Linked DNA regions of Homo sapiens: region 2 is linked to region 1. Evidence: read pairs that join two places in POLR2A ChIA-PET (ENCODE). Cell type or tissue: GM12878. All regions are shown on one strand. Links, peaks and the distances in the headings refer to the core of each region. The heading gives the core; the rest is flanking DNA. Region 1 has its middle 270 kb from the start of DELEC1. Region 2 has its middle 14 kb from the start of WHRN.

Region 1 (7,757 bases), core at 1,857-6,856:
TTGGCACCTGATCTGTGCCATGTGCTCTGATGATGGGTTCTGGGGTCTTAGGGCTACACAAGATTCATCTCTCCACTCAAGTTGCTCACAGACCAGCAGGGAAGGCATTAACTCACTCACTCATTCACTCACCCATTCATTCAACAACTAAGTCCCAAGTCATCTGCTGGTCATAGTTCTGGGTGCTGAGGATACAGAGGTGAAAAACAGATTAAATTTCAATCTTTATAAACCTAAAACTCCAGTTGGAGAGAGCCATTTTAGAAAAATGTGAGGTCTAATTTTAGGACAATGTGAATAGCCATTACCTATTTCTAGATCTTTTTTCAGACTTTTTCTTTCTGTCCCAAAACACCTACAGGATTTGAGATATAAATGAAAGTAGAGATTTTACTTTGGACAAGATGGGCTCTTGAGGTATGAATTAACCAGACTTCTTATAGTAAGCTCATTCTTAAGAGATATATGTGCTAACCCCTCATACTCCAAAGGAAAAATGTAGAACAGTTGTACCAAAACTTGTTTTGTTTTACTTAATGCACCCAAATAATCTGGTGTGCTTCTCAAAAATGCAAATTTCTGCACCTACTCTAGGCCTCTTGTTTGTGAATTTTCACACATTAAGTACGGGGATTTCTTCCTTCAAAAAAGTTCTCCAATAATTTAGACACAGTTAGGTTTGGAACTATTTGTCCCAGGACATGAAAAAAACTTCACTGAACTTCACAGACCTGCGTTTGAAGGACAAATTGAAGGGAGTAGAAAAGAATTTGAGGCAAAAGAAACACAGATGAAGAATTAAGAGTAAACAAATGAATAAACAAAGGAAGCAAGAGAGGGAATGAAGAGGGAATTTGAAAGATAAACTGATAGAAAATTTTTTATCAATATTATCAATGTTTGAGGCCCTTTTTTGTTCTTGTTTGTTGCTTGAAAATGCCTTGAAGTTCTGAGATCTACATCAGGAGCCAGAAAACCTGGGTTTAGTCCCAATTCTAATATTGGGTATGCTTGGTCAAAGTTCTTCCCTTTTCAGACTTTCATGCTCATTCATAAAGATTAAAGATTTACCCAGGTGCTGCTGAAGGGCCTTCTAGCTTTGAGAATGCTCATACTCTGATCTGTTTGGCAATAGATGAGGCTATCACAGAGTTTCCCTCTAGAATCAGAAGAGAGGCAAGAAGGGGTGGTAACTCAGTTGTGCATTCTCAAGCATATCAATGCAGACCAGCAATTAAAAAGATGCACTTTGTGGCTGGGCGCAGTGGCTCACGCCTGTAATCCTAGCACTTTGGGAGGCCAAGACGGGCAGATTGCCTGAGTTCAGGAGTTTAAGACCAGCCTGGGCAACACGGTGAAACCCCATCTCTACTAAAATACAAAAAAAATCAGCCAGGTGTGGTGGTGTGCGCCTGTAGTCCCAGCTACTCAGTAGGGTGAGGCAGGAGAATTGCTTGAACCCAGGAGGCGGAGGTTGCAGTGAGCCGAGATCACACCACTGCACTCCAGCCTAGGTGACAGAGTAAGACTCTGGCAAAAAAAAAAAAAAAAAGATGCACTTTCTAAAAAAGAAAACAACCAGCTGGGAAATCCATGCTAAAATGTTCCCTCCAGGTTGGCTCTGGAAATGCCCAAGGGTAGAACATTATTATCTCCAAAATTCTGAAGGGGCAAAAGGAGGGCAAGTCTATATCTGATGCCAAATACATAAAGGCCATTCCAGTTGGTTAATGGAATTCACAGTTTGAAAAGAAAGCAACTTGTTTTTGTAAGACTCATTTCCAGAGAGCCAGCTCCTCTGTTTCCATTTGCACCAGATGACTTCAGGTCAGCAGAATATGGAAAGGACAGTCTCAGCCAAGGCTCCAAGAGCCTAGGCTAACAAGGCCCTAGGGGAAAGGCCTTCAAAGGGTACACAGATTACTTACTGTGTCTGCCAGTGAAACTGACCAAAAGGAAGCAGACCTGCCGGTGCAGGCCAGGCACCAGGAAGTGTGAAAATGCCGTGTTAATGGCCACTGACTGTGGACACTCCTACAAGCTGTTCTTTGGAAGTCTGATCTGGTTTGGCTGAAGGGCTGTGCCAGTAAGAACCACTTCCACCCAGCTGCTCTGCAGAATTGGGGCATCAGGAAGTTTGACAACGTGCTTTTCATGATCATCAACAGGTACCATTGGAAGAGACCTGAATTCTGGCTCTGAATTGCTTTTCCATTCCTGTGCGATCTTGTACAGGTTACTCTCCCTGTCTGAGCCTTAATTTACTCACTGTTAAGAGAAGGAAATTGGGTTAGCCTTGATGTGTTGGGAGTATAGAAAAGCAAGCTTTGCTTCAAGTAGCTAATATGTGGCTAAAAACTGGCTGCAGGCTATACTATGTCTGCCTGTGTGTGTTTATAATGGAGGCAACTACGTTTCAGAGACATAGCTTTCCTAGGGTCAGTTCAGTAAATGTGAGTTGGGCATATTGCTGGGTACAGGAGGTCAAGGAATGAATATGGCTTAGTTCCTTCTCTTGGCCAGTTTCTAGTTGGTGGCAAGGCAAACCTGTAAACAGATAGTGCAGTGTGTTTGGAGCAGCAGAGGACATAATGCCACTGGATGGGAGAGATGGAGATAAGGCATGGGTAGGAGTAGAGCCTTCTCCAGTAAGTACGGGTAGGAGAAACTGAAAGAGAAGGCTCTTCAGTAGGAAACAAATTCCTGAATTGTCTTGTATGATGATTATGGGTTGTCTTTAAAAAAAAAATATGTGAGAGGGAGTGGCTAGAAGAAAGAATAAAGGAAGGCTTTCCAAGGCAGGAGAAAAGAAATAAGGCATGGAACTGTATAAGAAGTAGCATAGCAGAGATGGAACTGAAAATTCATCCAATTAATTCAGTGTTGTTGGAGGGTAAAGTAGAAGGAAATGAAAAAGTGGTTAATCTGGGCTAAAGTAATATCTTCTAAAAGCAAATTCATTCTTCATTCATTAAACCATTCTTCCTTTTATTGCATTTTATTTGAAAATACATTATAAAAGATTTCAATACACAAAATGTGACAAAGAATAAATGAAAGCCCATATACCTACCATTCAGTTTAGGAAATAAAATGTTGCCAACATAATTATAGAGGCTTGCATTCCCTATGCTAAGCGTACCCATTTAAGAGCAAATTCATCTCTTCGGATGAGAATCACAGTAATTAAACTCTCAGGAATTAACTACAAAATTGTAAATTTAATTTATTAACTGATATTGCAAAATATAACTGTCACATGGACTGGAATATGAGTGTCCCTGAGGTCAGTACATTCCTTCCCTGTACCAGGCTACAGGGTACACCACATCTTAGTCAAAAGCCAGTTTTTCAGTTAACAGTGAGAAATTCCAGGCAGTCTGAACAGCTTATTCTTTTCCAGTGGCTGGTTCCTCATGAAATGTCAAATTATTGTCAGATGTTTTCTTGGTAAATCTGGAGTCAGATGAATCAAAAATTGAATGGCACAAACTTCCTGTTTCCTTCCTTCCTTCCTTCCTTCCTTCCTTCCTTCCTTCCTTCCTTCCTTCCTTCCTTCCTTCTTTCTTTCCATCCTTCCTTCCTTCCTTCTTTCCTAAAGTAACCCAACCACCTCACCTTGGGGACATGTTCTCAGGACCTCTTGAGACAGTGCCTTGGGCCATGGTCACTCACATTTGTCTCAGAATAAATCTCTTCAAGTATTTTACAGAGTTTGGCTTTTTTGGGTCAACATTACCAGCAACACTGTGAATTGTGACTTCTTATTCTTTTAACAACTTGTTTCTGCTTAATTATCCAGAGTTATTTGCTGTTGCCTATGTACAAAATCCTGCTCGTGCTAAGAGCTGTATAACTGATAAAAAAAATAAACATAGCTCTGACCACATTATCCTTGTAAATTCATGGAGGAGGCAAATGTCAACTAAATGAATACAGAATTACAAATTTATAAATTGTGATAATTTGTAGTTATCTCTACAAGGAACAGTACATTAATAAAAAGTGACAGTAGGGGAAACTAATTTCAATTTTAGGGGAATTCACAGTGGCTTCTCTGAGGAAGTGACACTGGAGTTGAGACCTGAAAGTAAGTAGGAGTTAGAGAAATAAGAAGTTGGGTGTGTCTCAGGGGAGAGGGGTTAAGGTTATTGTACAGTTCAATTAATGGCACAATATCAACAAGATTTCAGATTTCTCCTGAGGAGATTGGGAAGGCACTGAAAGGTATTAGGTAAGAGAGTTACCTAATTTAATTTGTTTTCTATTTGTTTGTTTATTGCTTTTTAAAAAGTGCACTCAATGTGTATAATGAATTTGCACTGGATAAAAATAGAAATAGGCAATTCTTCCCACCAGGTCTACCACAACACTACCACCTTGGGTGTGGGCTATACTTAGCAATTCACATCCAATATGTAGAGTGTGGGAAAGGGCAAAGTAGTAACTTTATATAAAAAAAAACTAACAAACCAACTGGCAAACACTTCCTTAACTAAATAATCAAGGTTAATGTCACCAACAATAGGCCATTCTGATAATAAGTACCTTCTAATGTAATGTGATAGGGAGGGAACTTCAACTCTGTGAGATTCTTTTCCCAAATCTATAAACTTAGTTTAATGAGGCAAACATCAGAAAAACATGAACTGGGTTCACTGGTGAAAATTTCTGGCCTCAGGTACTCCACAAAGCTGTCAAGGCAGGAAAAGCAGGAAAGGACAGACATTGTCACAGACCAGAGGACACTAATGAGATATGATGACTACATGCTATGTGGTATCCTGGAAGAGAAAAATGATGTCAGCATAAAAATTGGTTAAACCTGAATAAAGTCTGCAGTTTAGTTAATGGTAATGTACCAATTTTGGATTCTTAGTTGTGATAAATGTGCTGTGGTGTTGTAAGATGTTAATACTAGGAGAAACCAGATGAGAGATCTACAAAAGCTATCTGTATTATTTTTGGAACCGTTCTGTAAATTTAAAATTATTCTCAAATAAAAAGATTATTTTAAAAAAAGAATAAGCAGAAAAACCTGTTAACTACTGCCACCAGTTTTCTAGACAAGAGAGTAGACTCTAGTGAGGACATTGAAATAGAGAGCAGTAAGTTAGAGGTTTATTTTGGGGGTATGATTGACAGTTCCAATATGTCCTTCTCACATTAGAGGAAAGGCTTTCCAGTGGAAGAGCAAGGTCTATAATCAAAAGCTACGTGCTGGTGAGGACTTTACTAAGTGACTAAGTATCCTAGCAATTTGTACCAGATGTGTGCATGTCCGAAGTCCTGATAGATGTCCAATCATCTAATTCCCATGGAGAATAAATTCTTTTTTCCAAGCACCAGAAGCTCTCCCCTTAAGCTTCTTGTTTAGCTGGTTTATAAATGTTCAATTTTTTTATTTGCATCAAATAAATTATTCCCACCAGTGAGCTGGTGATTCAGACTGAGTGGGAAGCTCTCTCCTATCCTAGGGCCATGAGCCTGCTAATTTGTCATGCTGTGCTTGTGCCTTTAGGAATCCCTTTATTTGTCTTACAGTTAACTACTATCTTCAGTTGTTAAAAGGCTGAGTGGAACTGAAATGCTATTTTGTTTTTTCAAAGCAATATGGTTTTGACAGCTATCTATGGAAGGATATGAAGAGGAGGCAGGAATGGAAAGTAGTTGGAGGGGTAGGGGCATATGCCTGGCTTTCCTCCCAAGCACAAGGTTGCTTTTCTGTATTCTGTTTTTTGTTTGTTTGTTTGTTTTTGTTCTTGTGTTTTTTTGACAGAATCTCTCTCTGTCTCCCAGGCTGAAGTGCAGTGGCATGATCTCAGCTCACTGTAGCCTAGACTTCCCAGGCTCAAGTGAAGGTTTCTTCTTACAAAGAGTTTATAGGTTGTCATAGTCTTTGAGTCATGAAATCCATCATGGCTACTACATAACAAAATGAGAAGCCTGGTGGCCAGAAACATTTGAAGTATTTGAAAGTATAATCAAATAGCAAAAGTAAAATAGCGGACTGAAATTTTTTCCTCCTTGATCCTCCCTTAACCTTACTCTATGAGGTTTGGGTGAGGCTGATTCCAGCCCTAGGTAAATGAGAGAATTCCAACCTCTTGTCCATAGTCAAGAATGTAGCATATTCTAGGATGGGCCAAGAGTCATATCTGGAAAGTTTGCTGAAGATATTGGAAAAGAGACATTCTTTCCACTGAGGTTGCCTGTAGTCACAGCACCAATTCAATATCATAAGGACATAGATGGTGGAATAGTTAACAGATAGCTCCGCTTGAGGTAGGACAAAAGGAGCCTTGATGACAAAACAAATAACATTTTGTAGCCTGACACTTGGAATAGCCAGCTTTTACAGCCTCAGTCTCTTGCATTATCTGGTTAAAGCCTGTCTGATGATAAAACTGATAGATCTGAAAGCAGAGTGAGAGAGGAAAAGAAGCTGAGCTTTGATAAGCTTGGATCCAACCATGCCTAAAGTCATTTTTTTAGTTGAGTTAATGAGTTCTGTTTTTATTTCATTTTATGAAGTTTTTGAGCTTCTTAATTAGATAAAAAGAGAAGTAATAACTTCTGAATACCTGTGAAGGGTAGCAGAATATGCCACTTTGGCATATTGATTATTTGGAGCTGAAGACAATTGAGAGGAAGCAGATAAAATAAAAGCTCTCTGTCCTACTCTTATTTGCCTAAAAGTGGGACATAAATTTATAAGGATGCACCCCCCCCACCCCACGTTCTCTACCAGAAAGGACATAATTTAATCACCTGAAACAATTCTAAACCCTTATTATCCTTGAGACTGAAGACTGTACCAGGAGAATCTACATAACAAACCTCACTAATTAGCTCTATTCTTCCGTTAGTTTTCTCATATATTTTCCTTCCTACAATTTGCCACCACTAGAACTCAAAGTCATTTTCTTTTGTCTTATCAATTGTCTACAAATTTATTATTCTTTTCTAAGATGACATATATGCCCAAGGTATACCCATCCCTTTAAATTACTCATCACTGAATATTCCTTTGAATAATGCAGTGCACATATTAGTCAATTTCTCTTTGTTCTTATCTTGTTAATCTGTCATTTGTTAGTCTAATTTGCAGGGGTCCAGCCATTGAACCAAAGCTGGGTAGAGGAAAAAGTGATTTTTTTCCTCTCCTACACCTGCTAACTATTCCACACTAACCCTTCCTGCTAGGAGCTACTCTGTAAGTTTTTCTTTAATACTCGTAGAAACATTGTAAAGTGTTATTTATCCCATTCACAGAAAAGGTAACTAAAACATAGAAAAGTTAAAGTGGCACCAATTGTAATAAAAGGGTTAAGCAAACGGAGTGGGGATTACAACTAAGGTCAATTCTATGAGTTGCAACCTCACTTTGCTGCCTTTTTTTTTTTTAAGTACCAAAAACTGTTTTTGTGTCTTTTGAGCAAAATATTTTGGTGGACTTAAAAAAAATTACCCAGTTTTACAGATCAAATCTTGTTAGTGTCTCCCAAATCTTTTTTCTATTCCCACTGCCGACACCAAATTCAAGACAAGATGTCCTCTGAGAATTGCAAAAGCAACTTCTCAGGTCTGTCTTCCCTCCCACGTTGTTCTCTACTCTGCATCCAGAAATCAGTATAATATTGTTTTACTCGTTACTTTTTGTACTTTGTTCTATTTATTTATTTTTATTTATTGTGAGGTCTTCAAGGACAAGCATTTGGTTTATTTTTCTCTCTGCTGAATGTCCCAGTGTCTGA
Region 2 (7,757 bases), core at 1,747-6,746, 890 kb after region 1:
AATTGAAATCTTGGTAGACCGTTCTGTATTTACCATTCGTAATATTAGAGGCCCCTTTATGGAGGAGGATAATACTCTCCTGCCTAATGACAACAGGGCTTAGCCTCCTAACTTATTCTGGCCAAGGGGATGTGGATGGTGTCACTTCTGATGACACTTGCTGAATAGTGCCTGGTTCATCACACTCCCCTTCCCTCCACCATATAGCTAGTTCTGTCCACTCTTCTATATTCTACTCTGCCATGCTGAGGCTCTTTTGTCTGATGTTCCTTTTGGTTTTGCCATCAGTGAGCATGGGGAGAGGCTGCAAGCAAAGGAGAGGGGAGAAGGGTCTTGTTCACTCCTGTTTGCCTGCCGATCCTGTCAGTGTCTCCATAGCAACAGCCCTTGCTCCTGGCACTAGTAGTTGGTTCCAGTTCCCAGCCCTCCCAAAGCCAGCCTTATTGCACCTCCTGTGAGACCAGTTGAGCAGCTCCACCTCTTCAGAGATCTGGGTACCAGCTCTGTGTGGCCAGCCCTGCCTCTAAGTCGCTAGGTTCTGATAATCCCAATTTATTCCCTTCATTCCCCCAAATCTAGGGGTGGCCTTTGCTTAGGATTGGTCTTTCCTTCCTGCAGTTAACTCTTAGTGTTCCCTCACTGTTCTCTGTTGACTTTTCATTCCTCTAGTGCTCATGAAAACAATTTCCTATATTAAATTCTCTCTGTTAAAGTCACAGTATAGTTTCTGTTTTCCTGATGCTAATGTCCCAGATGGGAGCTCCAATAGGAGCCTGGGTCTTGGAGTAATGGTGCAGGGCAGGGTCTTAGCCAACCTGCAGTGAACATGTGGTCTGAGTGAGAAATAAATATTTGTGCTGTGACTCACCAAGATTTCTGGGGTCATTTTTTTAATGTGGCATAATCTAGCCTATTTTGATTAATACAGAAGTCACAAATGTCACATTCCCCAGCTGGGGCCATAAGAAGAGGATTCTCTCCCCATGCCAGTAGGCAGAGAGCAGCACCCAAGGCAAGCTATACTCTGACAATTTAAAAATACTCCAAAGTCTGGACACATTTTGCTGTGTTTGAGATTGAGTAAAAGAGGAAAAGAGCCTAGGGTTTAGTTGTGAATATTTTTATTTTGTAAAGAGTTCTTAAAAGTAAATAAAGACAAAGATTATTGTAGAAAAATGAACAAAGGTATATATGGAAAAATGCTTAATCTTTTCAGGAATCAAAAAACATTTTTTTAAAGAGTCAAGGTCTCGCTACGTTACCAGGCTGGCCTCAAAGTCCTGGGCTCAAATGATCCTCCCACCTCAGCCTCCTGAGTAGCTGGGACAGAAAACAAATGTTAAAGTCATGCATTACCAATATTATGGATTGAATTGCGTCTTCCTCTGCCAAAAAAAGAGAAAAAGGTATGTTGACATCCGAACCCCCAGTATCTTATTAGAATGTAACCTTATTTGGAAATATGGAAATAAGGTCATTGCAGATGCAGTTAGTTAAGATGAGGTCCTACTGGAGTAGAACTGGCCCCTAATCCAACAAAATGGGTTTCGTGTTTTTTATTTTTTGTTGATTTTTGTTTTTTTGTTTTTGAGAAGGAGTTTCACTCTCATCACCCAGGCTGGAGGGCAGTGGCTTGATCTTGGCTCACTGCAACCTCTGCCTCCCGGGTTCAAGCGATTCTCCTGCCTCAGCCTCCCAAGTAGCTGGGATTATAGGTATGTGCCACCACACCCAGCTAATTTTTGTATTTTTAGTAGAGACAGAGTTTCTCCATGTACGCCAGGCTGGGCTTGAACTCCTGACCTTGGGTGATCTGCCTGCCTCTGCCTCCCGAAGTGCTGGGATTACAGGCATGAGCCACCGTGCCTGGCCAATGGGTGTCTAATAAGAAGCTGGCCATGTGAAGACAGAGACACTCAGGGAGAAAGCCGAATGTCAATGAAGGCAGAGATTGGAGCAATGCAGCTGCAAGCCAAGGCACACGAAAGATTGCCAGCAAGCCACCAGAAGCTAGGAAGACACCTGAAGCCAGAAGGACACCAAGAATGATTTCCCTGCAGGTTTCAGAGGCAGGATGGCCCTGCTGATACCTTGAGTTTAGAATTCTAGCCTCCAGAACTGTGAATACATTTTCTGTTCTTTTCAGCACACAGTTTGTGATACTTTGTTACAGTAGCCCAAGGAAACACATACAACCAATTTTTTTGCTTTTCAAATTGGAAAAGAATAAAAAGAATAAGTTCCCCAGGGCTTAGCAGAATGTTCACAAGGAGTGGGTAATAGGCATTCTTACATACTCCTGATGGGAGACGCTACCTATGAAGTCTTTTTGATAGGTGCTGGCAAAAAGTATCAATAATAGCCTCTAGAAAAGAATATACTTTTGGCCAGCTACTATGTCTCTATGAATTTATCTGAAGAGTTAAGAAGACAAAAGATTGTTTATTATAGCTATGCTGACAATAAGAGAAAGTTAAAATATTGAAGTGTCTGATAACAGAGGATTGCTTAAAGAAATCATGGTAAATTCTAAATGGTCATTAAGAATGACGTAGATTTATTTGCATTGCCATAGAAAAAGACTGACCACATATTGTTGGTATGATAGAGAAATTCAAATTATATATAATATCTATATAATGATGATTCCATTTTTGTAGGGAAAGATGTATATATTTACATACCTACGTATATTAAAAAAAAAAAGTCCCCAGGGTTTGATAAAGTACTTAGCAATTGGTAGACACCCAATAAACCTTTACTGAATGTATATAGGAAAAATGAATTTTTCTTTATACTCACAGTTAACACTTCTGTGGCCCCAGATATGTGAGTTTTTTTCCCACACAGACGGATTCTCCAACACCAGCTGGGTGTCGTACGATACAATTAAATTCTGACACTATCTACCTGGAGTTAACACAAGCCCCACAAGTTAAGGGTGCAGTCTTACAAGACTGCCACCCACTTCAGACACCAATCACAAGTCCACGCCATCACCTGCGCTTCTGACCAACCAGCTGTATATCGGAGGTTCCTACAACCTCCTTCTTAGTTTTGATCTTTGCCAGGGCAGCTCACAGAACTCAGGGAAACATGTATTTATGCTTACCAGTTTATTATACTGGATGGTACAAAGGATATAGACAAATAGTGGAGGAAGAGGTACGCAAGTCAAGGTATGTGGGAAAGGGGTGCAGAGCTTCCACGTCTTCTGTGGGCTTGACACCCTTTGAGAACCTTCCTGTGTTCAGCAACCTAGAAGCTTTCTGGACCCCATAGTTCAGGGATTTTTTGGAGTTTTATCACATGGTAGATTATTAATTCAGTCTCCAGCTCCTCTTCCCTTCCTGGGGGATACGGGTAGGCAGTGTGAGGCTGAAAGTTCTGAGCTTCTAATCACGGTTTCATGTTTCTGGCGACCACCTCCATTCAGGAACCCACTAAGAGCTGCCTCATTAGAACAAAATATGCTTCTATCATCCAGGAAATTCCAAGGGATTAGCAGCTCTGTGTCAGGAATTGGGGTCAAAGACCAAAAAATATATTTCTTATTATAAATCACAATATCACACTGAATAAATGAATGGATAATTACATAAATAAAAGCTATACACCCAAAACGTTTGCATTTATTTTCTATAGTGGGGGGAATTAGGGGTGATCTTTTTCCAAAAAATGTGTTTTTATTCTTTTTGCATCTATTTACATCTATTTTCAAATTTTTGTACAATAAGCACACATTACTTCTATAATAAGAAGAAAAAAAGAAACTTGGAATTCTGTCAAATTCTGCCATCAACTTATTTTCTAACCTAGGACACCACAACCACCCTATCTTGCCTCAGAGTCCCCAGCAAGAAATGGAGAGTTGGTTGGATGACCCCCAGGAACCCCCCTCCCTTGGCTGGGTGGAGGAGAGGGCGGAGCTAAGGAAGGCTCTACAGTAGAGGGAACAGGAATGAAATGGAACTGGGAACAGAAAGATTCCCCATGAGCCAGCGAAAGTGTGCAGGCGAGGGAGCTGCAGTTCCTCAATCTTGTCAGGGCCTCAGAGTCCAAAGGGTGGAATAGACAGAGCTGCCCCAAAACTGTGAGTTTTCTGGGCCTGAAGCCACATCGCATCTGAATGCTGGTTGGTAGAAAGCTGACAAAGAAATGAAACCATCAATAACAACAAGGAAGAAACTGAAAGTAACACAAGCAGATGTTAGATTGAAAGGCCTCAAAAGGTTGACTCTTGAAGGCTATAAACTCTAAGACTTATTGCAGCCTTTTTGGAAAACAGTCTAGCAGTTCTTCAAATGGTTAACCATAGAGGTGTCTATGGTTATCAATGGTTAAACAGCTCAGCAGTTCTAATCCTAGGTATATAACTAAGAGGAATGAAAACATTTGTCTGCACAAGAACATATACATAAATATTCATAGCAGCATTATTCATAGTAGCCAAAAGGTGGAAACAACCCAAATGTCCATCAACTGATGAATAAACAAAATGTGGCAAAGACATATGATGGAATATTATTCAGCCATGAAAAAGAAACAAGTTCTGATACATACTACAACATGCATGAATCTTGAAGACATTATGCTAAGTGAAAGAGGCCAGTCACAGCCAGATGTAGTGGCTCATACCTGTAATCCCAGCACTTTGGGAGGCCAAGACAGGAGGATTGCTTGAGCCCAGGAATTCAAGACCAGTCGGGGCAATATAGCAAGACCTTGGCTCTACTAAGAGTAAAAAAATTAGTTGAATGTGGTGGTGCACACATGTAGCCCCAGCCACTCAAGGAGCTGAGGCGGGAGGACTGCCTGAGCCCAGAAGGTAGAGACTACAGTGAGCTAGTGAGCCATAATGGTGCCACTGTGCTCCAGCCTGGGTGACAGAGCAAGACCCTGTCTCAAAAAAAAAAAAAAAAAAAAAAAAGGAAAAGACCAGGCTCGGTGACTCACACCTGTAATCCCAGCACTTTGGGATCACTTGAGGTCAGGAGTTCTAGACCAGCCTGGCTAACATGGTGAAAAGCCATCTCTAATAAAAAAATTCAAAAATTAGCAGATGTGGTGGCAGGGGCCTGTAATCCTACCTACATGGGAGGCTGAGGCAGGAGAGTGGCTTGAATCTGAGAGGCAGAGTTTACAGTGAGCTGAGATTATGCCACTGCACTCCAGCCTGGGCTACAAAGCAAGACTCCATCTCAAAACAAACAAACAGAAACAGAAACAAAAACAAAACAAAACAAAACAAAAAAAACAAGCCAGTCACAAAAGGCTACATATTGAATCACTCCATTTGTATGAAATGTCCAGAATAAGCAAATCTCTAGACACAGTAAGTAAGTGGCATTTTAGGGCTGGGGGTTGATTATGGGGGATGATGGCTAGAGGGTATGGGGCTTCTTTTGGGGGTGATGAAAATGTTCTAGAATTGATTGCACAACTGGGAATATATCAAAAACCATATAACTATACACTTTAAGTGAGTAAATTGTATGGTACTTGAACAATACTCCAATAAAACTGTTACAAGGAAAAGAAAAGCAATTGAAGGCTGCGTTTTTCTAATTCATGTTATCAGTTCATCCTGCAGAAAGTGTGATTTCAGCTCCCATTTATTCGAGGCATCTCCTATCTCCCAGGCAAAGGTGTTAATTGTGACATCAATTGGATGACAAGGGATGTGTAGACCAATTGCTCCCGTAGCCCCAGCCAATTGCCAGCGAACTGACAGGCAAGTGAGTAAGGGCTTCCTAGATCATTCAGCTACCAGCTGAGCCTCCAACTGACCGCAGACCCATGAAAAAGCTCAGCTGACTCACAGAAGTGTGAGCTAAACCGGTGATGGTTAGACAGTGCATTTTGGGATGGTTTGTTACATAGCAGAAACCAACGGACACATGTCTGGTACAAATGTGTAAGAGTTTCCTCCAGGAAATATACCAAGATACGGAGCCACCAGGTCTAGAGTTGGCATTTTTTCAAGCCTACTAGATGCTGCCAAGCAGCTCTCCACAGTGGTCCTGCCAATTTATACTCCCACCAGCCCTGTAAGCACATTCCTTTTGCACCACAACCTTGCCAATACTTGGTAATGTCAGTTATTTTGATTTTGCCAATCTGGTATGTGCGAAATGGTATCTCAATGTTGTTTTAACTTGCAACTCTCTGATCACAAGTGAGGCTGAATATCATTTCTGAGGTTTACTGGTTGAATGAGGTTTCTGAAAAAAAAAAAAAAAAAAAAAAAAAAGAAGACCTTGGTCAGATCTGTGTTTCTGTGTTTCTCTCCCTTCTTGAACTGGCACACTCCCAGACACAAATTAGTCTTCACTTCCGGAGTCCCCTTCCCAACTATTTTACCTGCCTTCTCCTTAAGACTCAGTGCAGGCATTCACTCCTCCAGGAAGCTTTCCTGACTTCCAACCTCCACATTGGGTCAGGTGCTCCCTCTGTGCCCCATCTACCTTCCTCTATTGGAGCACCCACCTCATTGTATTGCAGTTGTCTAACTCTTCCTCTAGAGCAGGGATATTCAATAAAAGTTTGTTGTATGACTGGATGAAACCCAAGCTTTGCCTTTTAAAAGCTTAGCCTCCCAGCCTCAGTTTCCTCATCTGTTGAATGGGGATGATACAGGAATTCTTGGAGAATTGACATGAGTCTTAAATGAAGAAAGGAACATAATGTATCTGATAAAGTAAGCTCTCAGTAAATTGAAGCAAGTATTATTTAGAATAAGGAGGTCTCAATGTTTTTGGTCATGGACCACAGAATTTAGAAAAATGAAACATTGATACGCACACAAGCACAGATACGGTGCACAATTTCTGAGACGTCACAGGTGCTCTGAAGTCATGATCCCCACATTAAGAACCTGTAATCTATAGATATTTATAAATGTCAATTATTTTTACCTTTATGCCCACCATTAGCACCTAATAAATGTTCAGTAAGACAGTGCTGATGAATGAGTTAATTTTGTAAATGGATCAGCAGCCACCCCTGCCCCATGAAATTCCTCAGCCAGTGAGGCTCTTAGCCCATGGTCAGGCTTTCGTTGTCCATCACCTAAAAGGAAAGAGGACTCCCAGACAGTGGAGTGACCTTGGCTTTTTCTGACAAGCAAAAACAATGGCACAAAGCCTTTGCCACATGACCAGCAAAAGCTTCCACAGTCTCCCTGGGCCGGCCACCCTTCCTAACCTCCTCACAGTCCAGTAAAAAATCCTCATTTTCTCCAACTCCAAAATCAGATTCTGAAAGGCAACTGCAAACTCCTTCTTGCTACAGTGCCTTTTAATTAGACAACAAAAAGCCCTGGAGATCATACTGCTCCCTTGTAACGGTGTGTTCCAGAAAATTACTGCCATTGGATTAAATTAAAGAAAGGTTATTCAAGTGACTCGTTAGGCACATTCCAACAGTGTTAGGATAGCACCAGGGCTGTTGTTGCTGTTTTTGTTTTTTTGTTTTTTGTCATGCACAGAGCAAGGAACAAATGCACGTCCTTATGGAAGGTTTTTCATGACACAAACTAGTTCTCATAGAATAGTTAGGATAGGAGAGCCTGAGAAGTCGTGCCTGGAATTGGGACATAAAGATTTTCACCAATTGGAGCTGGAGGAGGAAGCATCTAACATTAGTTGGGAATATACATACTATTATGGGCTGAATTATGTCCTCCCTTACCTCATATTCATATGTGGAAGTCCTAATCCTGAGGACCTCAGAATGTAACTATATTTGGAGATAAG

What was found. ChIA-PET counts read pairs that join two places held together with the same protein. Peaks named below come from ENCODE experiments on the same cell type or tissue, not always from the same donor. Only the 100,000 strongest peaks of a DNase experiment are listed, where the experiment ranks them.
Region 2: POLR2A ChIA-PET joins it to region 1 with 5 read pairs; 1 of 35 experiments calls an interaction of 5 or more read pairs at or near these places.

What each region holds. Positions count from the first base shown.
Region 1 is chr9:115,409,848-115,417,604 of GRCh38, reverse strand. No RefSeq gene overlaps it. Among named protein-coding and RNA genes, the nearest start is that of DELEC1, 270 kb to the right of the region's middle. In GM12878, for the core only: no CTCF peak of the experiment used is centred there; a DNase peak (open chromatin) is centred at 4,104.
Region 2 is chr9:114,515,126-114,522,882 of GRCh38, reverse strand. No RefSeq gene overlaps it. Among named protein-coding and RNA genes, the nearest start is that of WHRN, 14 kb to the right of the region's middle. RefSeq lists an enhancer at 4,119-4,288. In GM12878, for the core only: no CTCF peak of the experiment used is centred there; a DNase peak (open chromatin) is centred at 4,147; H3K27ac peaks cover 351 bases; H3K27me3 peaks cover 154 bases.